Regions from separate parts of the Homo sapiens genome. Here region 1 is linked to region 2. Evidence: chromatin contacts called from ENCODE Hi-C data. All regions are on one chromosome and are shown on one strand. Each heading gives the region's core, a stretch centred on a gene start or an enhancer-like site at or near the end of the contact. The rest is flanking DNA. Distances are from core to core; before and after follow the strand shown.

Region 1 (5,129 bases), core at 2,583-5,082, 530 kb after region 2:
TCTCTGACTACTCTCACTGGTGCATACCCAAAGTAGGCATCCTGTGGTCGCTGAGCCACCTCTTCCCCTCACATGTCCCTACCCATATCCACATGGGCCACTCACCGCAGGGCAAGGACCAAGCCAGAGCCATGATGAGGTCTCCAAGATAGTTGGGATGGCGGACCATACCCCACCACCCAGACACCAGCAGTTTCCGCCCTGTGGCTGTAGAGATGGTCTCAAGCCCTGGGGAAAGACAGCAGGGTGGAGAGTTCCCAGGAAGCCCAGCTGCCCCACCTCACCCATGGCCCTAGAGAACCAGCTCACCAGCCACTCTGGGGTCAGAAGGATTCTTTCGGAAAGTGTTTTTCTGGGAATTCGCCCCACGGAAGATGTAGTAACCAGTAGCTGGTGAGAGAGTGTGAACCGGTGGTCAAGGTCAAGGGTTGCAGCCTCCTGCCTGACCCCGAACATCTGCCCAACTTGTCTGCAGCCCAGACTCTGCCTGGACCCCCAGGACCCTGCCCTGGCTTTAGAGAACCCTGGGGGTTAGCACCTATGTGGTGGTGCGTGTAAACAGAGCATGAATCAAAGGGATAGGGGGAAGATGGGCCCAGCCTGCTGCCCCTTCCTGACTGACCATTGATGAGGCAGATGACAGAGGCCATGGGCAACCCCAGGGGCTGCGGGTGGTGCAGCAGGAACTGGGCCTGCAGGCTGTAGGTGAAGGGCACCCAGGCCATGTCCCCAAACGCCAGCATGAAGCCAAACCCGTCATGTGTGATATCCATGGTGGTGAGGACGGCCTCCTGCAGGGACAAGACCCAGACACACTGGCTTAGTCCCTATGCGGCCCTCAGACACCCACCCTCGTCCAGTCCAGCCTCACCTCGTGCCAGAGGGCATCACCCACGTAGAGCAACTGGAAGCCATTGACCAGCCACATGGCCAGTGAGGGACTGCCTCGAAGCTCTGCCTCCTTCATCAACAGGGCCAGGTTGATGAGGACCTGGGGAGAGGGAACAAGGCAATAGTCTCCACAGAAGTGGCAGCCTTGGGCAGAGCAGTGGCCAGCCTCTGCCCTTCTCAACTGTCAGTTACACTCCAGCTCTTAAGTGGATCCAGGCCCTAGACCCAAGGACAGAGACTGTGGACAGGGAGGTGCCCGCAGCCTGTTTCTTCTTGCCTTGTCTGTCCTAAGCCCTTTCGGGCTAAGGCTTCAGTGCTCAAACAGACCTGTTTTCAGATCTCAGCATCATCACTTGGGCAGGTTGCTTGCCCTCTCCACAGCCTACTTTCCCCCACCCCTGTGTGAAAAATGGGGATAATCATGGGCCTGTCATGACTCAATGGCATCATCGTGTTTGAAGCCCTCCATAGCGTCCCTGGCAAGTGGTACGTGCTCAGTGTGGCTAGCCGGAGCAAGCCTGTGCTGGGCGCCTGCATTTGACACTGAGCTCTGTTCTATCATAAAGATTACCTCTTCTAATCTTCCCAGTAATCTTAGGAGAAAGCTTTAATTTTATCACATCTCAAAGATGAGGAAGTGTCCTCAGATGTGCCTGTCATCAGGCCAGGACCCAGACCCAGGGTGGGCACCTGGCACTCCTGCCTCGGGTAAGATAATTTCCAGGGCAACAGGAGAGGCCTTGCCCAAGAGTTTCTTTGGGTAATCTTGGCCACAGAACCAGAGATCACAGTTGGAATGTTGTCAAGGCCACTAGTGACGGGTAGGTTGCTAACCCCAGCGATCAATTTCAGGTTCTGCACTGCCTTGACCATCAAGCAGCATGCGGTCACTCCCTGGAAATAGATTCTGTGCTTGACTGCTGTTGAGAATTGCACGTGCTCTCCTAACGTCATCCCTGACATGCTGTATATATTTTACTTATTTTTTTCTGTCTTTCCCACCAGAATGTAGGCTCTCTGCAGCAAAGATGCTTTTTTGCCTCTAACTTTATTTTTGTCTCCCAGTACCTAGGCACAGGTGGATTGAACAAATGTTTGTGGAATATGAATGGTTAATGACTCGCATCTGCACAGTTTTGGCCCTGCCCTGCCCAAGCGCTGCTCACCCACCCTAACCCTCCCCCTGGCCTGAGGCCAGCTCAGTCAAGCCCAACATACCCAGCCGATGAGGCCGGGTCGCAGTTCACAGAAATATTTGAAGTCGAAGAAACAGATACGAGGGTTGAGCTCTCGTCCCAGAAAAAAGTCGTAAATCGGATTGCCTGGAGAATATTGGAGAGTGAATGTACAGGCAGACGCCCCAATCTGCCTCCGTCTCCACCCCAGGACCCCTCTCACCTGAGTTCCCCCCAGGTGCCAGGGCCGAAACTGGGGCTACCTGCGCCTTCATGTAGAGAAAGAGGCTGAAGATGAAAGCGGTGAGGGTGGCGACAAACGCCAAGGGCAGGAGCATTTCCGGGAGCGCCCCCAGAGGCAGCCCCGCTGACATCCCCAGCCCCACCAACAGGGCTGTCAGCACCAGGGCCTGGAAGCCTGAACCACAGCGCACAGTGAGCCCTGGGGCTGCGCGCCTCCACATCCCCACCCCGCAAACACACGCAGAGCCCAAAACTCAGGGGGGCCACAGACCCTGCCCCAAGCATTAGGCTGCCACCCTGGCCTTCAGAGGATCACCCCAGCCACTGCTGTGGTGCACGGAGTAGCAGTAAATGGGGTAAGGCTGTGGGGACGAGGGGCATAGGGAGAGCCCCCGGCGTCTGTCCTGGGCGTAACAGAGGCACACAAAGGAGCCTGGGGTGGGGGCCAATCTCCGTGGACCTCCCCGCTAGGCCTGGAGCTCCACCCCCGGCCGCTTAACTCCAGCGCGAGGGCCCGTCCCCTAGGCACCGTTAATAGGATAGCGCAGGCGACTCTTGTCCTTCAATTCCTGCCCCTCGGCCACCTGCGGGTCCAAGGGGGCTCTGATAAGGCCCGGGGCGTCCTTTCCCTCGCCGAGCCCATTCGCTTCCCTCCCCCGAGCGTCCGCGAGCGGGGCCCGCACCTTGCGCGCCGGCAGTAGGTAGAGCGCCGCCTGCAGGCCGAGCCAGGCGAGCCACAGCAGCAGCGCCCGTGGGCTCCACAGCACCTCCAGCCCCGGCAGGGACGCGGGTGGACCCAGCAGGCGCGCGGGGCCCGAACGGGCCGCCAGGAGCAGGTGGAACATGGTGGCGGGCAGCAGCAGTAGCAGAGCCGCGGCGCCTGCGGGAAGGGCCATCACGTCGGGCGTCCGCCCCTAGCCCCCCAGCTCCCCGCCGGCCCGCACGGGCGCCCTGACGTCTCTGCGGGACCCTCTCGGCATTCCCAGAGTGCGCCTCCGCACCCCGTCCTCAGCCCTCGGCCCCCAGGCACCCCGCTGCCTCCCAGTTCCCTTCCCAGGCGTCCATCTTAGTCCCCCGCCCCCAGGCCCCTCGAAGACCCTCCTCCTGCTCCCAGTCGACACCATAAATCCCCGTTCTGCAGCCCCCAGAACCGGCCCCTCCTCAGCTCTCCCTCTCCAGACACCCTTCGCTGCAAACCCCCGGGTCCCTCTGCCTCCGACACCCCCAAAGCCTTCCATCCTCAGATCTCGCCCCCGCTCTTAGTTCACCCGCTCCAGCTCTCCTTCGCTTAGCCTTTGCCCCAGGTCCCATCTCTCTGCCCCATTACCCAGGGGCCCTCCGAATTCCAGCGGGGCCCGGGGGCCCTGAGTGGGGGCCATGGTCTCCGCTCCGCCGGAGAGAGAGGGCGCTCACAATAGTCAGTCAAGGAAACACTGTCCGCCCCATTTCCCAGGAGATGGACTCGGCCGCGCGGAGGATCCGGCCCCGCGGCGCCTGCACCTGCCTGGACACGGAACGCAGACAAGGACCGCTCTCGTCCCAGGGTTTTTAAGTGGAACCGCCCCCTGCCCATGCTGGGCCCAGCACACCAGCCAATCGGCGCTCGGGGGCGGACCCGACGCGGGCGCCTCAGAAGCCTCAGCTTCAAAACCCCGCCCCCGGAAAGGCCCGCCCAGCAAGCGAGAGGAGGAGGCCACACATGTTTATTAGGCCGGTCCTGACACCTGCCTGCGGGGAAGGACCACCGAGACCAGATCCTGGGTGCCATGGGGTGCAGGGACAGACCGGTGCATGGCAGCGGCTGCGCCTAGCCGCGCTCGCAGATGACCTCAACCACACTGGGCTCCATGGGCACAGGGTCTGGGCAGCGCAGGGCAGCAGAGGCCACCACTTCGTCCAGCAGCAAGTGCACGAGTTCTTCGTCGGCCACAAAACGCCACAGGTAGAGCTGCAGAAAGTGGCAGTCCACTTGCACCTGCTGCAGCCCGAAGCGCCCAAAGGTGCGCAGCCGCACACACTCCAGCAGCGTCTTCAGGCTGATCTTGATGATGCCGGTCAGCACCGACACCTGCAGGCAGGGACACAGGGATGCAGCTTGGGGACTGCAGGTGTGTGTGGGGGACACCCAAGTTCCAAGCAGGGGCCCGGGAGACATACGATGGAAGTAGCTGGGATGAGGCAGAAAGTCTCCGGGGCCAGATAAGAAGGGAGGGATACAATATTAGCGCCGTCATCTGGAGGGCAGGGGACAGGTAGGGCCCAGCAATCAGAGGCATCCCTGAGCTTGGAGTGAGGCGGGGCAGGGACCATGGGTGAACAGAAAACCCTGGGGAGGACCCAAGACTACTGTGGGGATAAGGACAAGGGCAAACAGTAATCCCAGGTCAGCACCCAGACTCAGGCTGGGCATACACCAAGACTGGGACAAGGGCTGTGGGATTTGGAGGCAGGGCACTCTGTACTACCTAAAAACAGCCCTAGAGACAGAGACTGGAGGGTCAGGGTCACCCCCAGTTGGTCACAGAGTCCTGGGGCTCCTTGGGCAGGTGTGGGGCTGCTCCAGCCAACCCTCCCCGGGATCCCTGGAAGTCTGAGTCACGTTGGAAGTCGGACCTTGTTGAACTCCACAGGGCTGAACACATCAATACGTTCAGAGAATAGCTTCTGGATATTGCTCAAGAGGTTGGTGTCCATCGGGGCACTGGATTGGGGAAGACAAGGAATCAGAGCCCGCCCTGCACCCTCGCCCTCTTTTGTCCCTTCCCCCTGGGGCTCCCCTGACCAGCCAGACCTGGGGGTATAGCTGGGGGCGTAGCGGCC
Region 2 (3,733 bases), core at 1,234-3,733:
CCTGGGACTGCCAGGGTCCCCCAGTCGCCACCCACACACCTTAGCTTTGGCCTGGGCCCAGAGTAAGGGTCCCACCAGGACCTAGCCCAACCGGACAGATGACTTGTATTGGCTGGGACGGGAAACCCAGGGGCCACTGGTGTCTGGGTCCTGCCCACTTAACAAAGGGAGGACGTCCTGTCCCCAGAGACCTTCCTCCTTGCCCCTCCCACTTCCTTCAGGGTCCCTGGAGAGCTGATCACCCAGAGAGGTCTGATCTCAGTGCCCTGGACCTCAAGGCCTCAATACCACAAGGACACATGGGTTCCCAGGGAGGCAGCGGCAGGGCAGCAGGAATGGCAAGAGGACTTCCTTCAGCACAGGAAGTAGCCCCAACTGTGGGCCCAGCCCTCTGCCAGGCCCCCACATCCTGAGGAAGGTGCTGGGGTCACAGCAGCTGTCATGGGACCCCAGTCACCCTGCCCTGAAGGACAGGCCAACTCACCTTCTTGCAGGCTACTGTGCCCAGGCTTGGGGGCAAGAGGAGTCACAATGACAGGGACCCATAGGGACCTCTGCCTACCTGGTCTCACTGATGCAGACAGGGAGGTCTGAACCCCATGTGACAGATGGTCAGATGAGGTCCAGAGGAGATGCTCTTGCCTGAAGCAATTCCGTGTCAGAGCTAGGATGTGAGCCTGGGTCTGCCCATCTCCAGGCCCTAAGCAGGGCTGCACCTGCCCACTGCTGTCTGTGTGCGTAGGTTTTGGGGGGTGGGTGTTGGGCTGAGGTTCAAGGTCTCACAGGATGCAAGATTGAGACACCCAAAGCCCCAGGGACCTGCTAAGTGCGGAAACGTGACGCCAGAGGCAGGTGCAAATGGTGGTGTGAGAACTTGAGGGAAGCCACACCCAGGCAAGCCCTGGATGGAGTAGGCAGTGAGGACAGGGAGCTGGGGAACCTCCACTGGGGGTACAGGCATCTAATGGTGGGTCTTCATGCAGCATCCAGCAACATCATGCGGGGCTGGGCCGGAGGGGGGTGGAGGAGGGGCTCCACACACCCTTCGTCTGGGGCCTCCAGAACCAAGCAAGAGTCGGCTCCCCAGCCCAGGTGCTTCTACCTTGATTTCTCCTGAATAAACTCCCATGCTGACCTTGAGCCTCTGTTTTCTCATCTCTAAAATGGGGTTAACTGGCCGGGTGCGGTGGCTGTGGCCTGTAATCCCAGCACTTTGGGAGGCCAAGGCGGGGGGATCACCTGAGGTCAGGAGTTCAAGACCAGCCTAGCTAACATGGTGAAACCCTGTCTCTACTAAAAACATAAAAATTAGCCGGGTGTGGTGGTGCGCACCTGTAGTCCCAGCCACTCAGGAGGCTGAGGCAGGAGAATCGCTTAAACCTGGGAGGCAGAGGTTGCAGTGAGCCGAGATCGCGCCACTGAACTCCAGCCTGCGGGACAGAGTGAGACTGTCTCCAAAAAAACAAAGAAAAAAATTGGGTTTAATTATTTCTGTCCCCTCCCAAGGCTGCTGAGAGACTGAGAAGAATGAGGTGAGTGTCGCTAGCTATGTGTGTGTGTGACGGGTGTAGCCCCTGGCTCCATGAGCCAAGCTCTGGGCACATTCAGCGCTCGGGCCTGGGCTATAGTGTGTGAAGGAGTAGGAGGGCATGAGGGAGGGGGTCTGTGCAAGCCCCGCTCCTTGTGGGCTGAGCTCTGCACGCTTGGAAGTGAGATCTGTGCATGTGTGCACCCAGCCTGTGCGCTGCCTCTTGCTGTGGCCCAGTGCCAGGCTCTGGCGCTGCCTTGAGGGGTGTTCTCGGGCTCTGCCCCCCACCCTGAAGCTTCACACAGGGTCCATTGAGGCTAGGACATTCCTCCGGGCCTGTGTCACTAGGGGTGGGGGGAAAGGGCCGGCCCCGCCCCCACAGATCCGGAAGGCCTGGCTGCCCCAGGAGGAGGAGCTGGCCACTTCCCAGCACATCTGGAGGTCATGACCCCATTTCGGCTGCCAGGGGGCGCGACAGATGTTTCCTCCCAGGCCAGGCCAGGGACTGGGGTGGAGGCCGCCTAAGAAGAAGAGGAGCCTCAGAATAAGGGGGAGCCCCGCACACACTTGCAGTGTTGAGGGGGAGGGGGTCACAGTGCCGCCACCAGGAGTCAGGAGCCGCCGCTTCCACTCACCGGCTGGCTGGCCAGGCTAAGCCGTCACACAGAGAGAGTAGGAACGGCTGGTCAGAGACAGGGGGCTGGACATATTGACTCGGGACTGAGCTGGAGCCCGGAGGGAAGTTGGGAGGGTGCTGGCGGCGAACGTGGCGAGGACCCCACTCCCATACACATCACCCGGGCCCACGGCTAGGCCACCTCTCCCCTGTCGGGCCCGACAGTAGTGCCTCCCGTCCCCTGCTCCCGCCAGTACCTCTGGGGCTCCCGCCCAGCCGCCGCCGCCCGCGCTGGGGTCCCGCTGCCGCTCTCCCGCTACCGCTCCCGGCGCCGGCTCCGCCTGGGGGCGGGGCCATGCTGGGAGGCGGGGCCATGCCGGGAGGCGGGGCCGGCCGGGAGCTGTCTGCGGCGGGAAGCGCAGCAGCGGGGATTCCAGGCCTGGCGGAGGTCAGCACCGAGCAGTGCTCATTCTAAGGCCATTTCCTCTCCTGAGAAACTTGTGCCTGCCTTCCAGACCAACCGGGAGGGCTAGCGGAGGCCACCTAGCGTCCAGCTCCCGGCCAGCAGGTGCTCAAGAGTCTGCCACTATTTTATGGAGCACTTGCTAAGCACTGGGCCCTGGGCAACCATTCCACTAGCGCGCTCTCATTTATTCTAAAAACACCTTAGATAGGTGTCATCTCTTTACGCCCTGGAGCAGCTGAGGTGCAGAGAAAGGCTTTGGCCAAGAACAAGCCTGATAAATGTAGGAGCCACCAGACCTGGAAGTCTGACCATATGGTGGGAAATGGCAGACAATACCCTTCAGATAAAGGCTTGAAAAGGGAGCAGCCATGCGGTGAAGAGGACCCGGTTCTACCTGAACCCCACCTTGGTCTGCCCTTGATCTCTACTAGACTTCAGCCCCACATCCTTCACCCCTCTGCGTGCTTGTCCATCCCAACTTAGCCGCCTGTACTATCATGTACCCATTCCCAGGTAGAAAAAGAAACTGCCAACCAAAATCAAAAATAGTGTTATTAATTCTGATGTCTCCGAAGCACAAAAAAAAAAAAAAAAAAGAAAAGAAAAAAAAGGAAAGAAAGAAACCACCCTTCCCACAATTCAGGCCCCAGGTCCAGGCCAAGGGGGCCACACCTGCAGGCAGTGCAGGCCCAGGGGCTGAGGTGGTCCTGGCCACAGGCTCCAAGTGGGACCAGCCCATGGTTTGGCTCTTAGGGCCTGGCTGGGAGGCTGACTGCCTCCATCTGGGGAGCCCAGGCCCTGGACTGGGGATGAGAGAGATCAGGGGTCAAGGTCAGAGGTCTGGGTCACTCAGTTTTGGTACTCTGGCCAAGGCAGCCAAAGGTCAGGGTTCAGACATGTAGGCCAAAGCCACTCAGTTCTGTGGTCCAGCAGAGAGGCAGCAGAGCAGGTCCGTTACTGAATCCTAGGAGGTGGTCCAGTGGGCGCCAGGTAGCTCAGTACTGGTGTTCCAGCAGGGGCTGGGCTGCCGGGCTCTCACGCTCCTCAATAGGGGCAGGCCAGTCGCCCAGGGCACCCATAGGTGTGCCACTCTCAGGGGCACTGCTGTCCAAGCAAGGAATGT

What was found. Hi-C counts contacts between places; a loop is a spot of excess contacts on that map. Pooled maps may share reads with other maps.
Region 1: a loop to region 2 is called in a pooled map, with 4 times the contacts of the local background. The contact joins the promoter of TM7SF2 here to the promoter of SIPA1 in region 2. A Hi-C loop is called at or near these places in 4 of 50 pooled maps.

Annotation. Positions count from the first base shown.
Region 1 is chr11:65,110,575-65,115,703 of GRCh38, reverse strand. It overlaps TM7SF2 (transmembrane 7 superfamily member 2), which reads right to left and starts at 3,832. Exons shown (of 10, transcript NM_003273.6): 1 at 3,637-3,832; 2 at 2,993-3,189; 3 at 2,839-2,893; 4 at 2,290-2,484; 5 at 2,110-2,213; 6 at 872-991; 7 at 623-791; 8 at 310-390; 9 at 106-228. The coding sequence starts at 3,688. VPS51 (VPS51 subunit of GARP complex) reads right to left here. Exons shown (of 10, transcript NM_013265.4): 8 at 5,101-5,129; 9 at 4,923-5,010; 10 at 3,842-4,377. The coding sequence ends at 4,117. RefSeq lists enhancers at 3,581-3,630, 3,701-3,810, 3,733-4,027, 3,724-4,649, 4,650-5,129 and 1 more and silencers at 3,021-3,450, 4,716-4,891.
Region 2 is chr11:65,636,851-65,640,583 of GRCh38, reverse strand. SIPA1 (signal-induced proliferation-associated 1) reads right to left here and starts at 2,483. Exons shown (of 16, transcript NM_006747.4): 1 at 2,402-2,483. It overlaps PCNX3 (pecanex 3), which reads right to left. Exons shown (of 35, transcript NM_032223.4): 35 at 3,145-3,733. The coding sequence ends at 3,606. RefSeq lists enhancers at 1,851-1,920, 2,872-3,662 and a silencer at 2,271-2,640.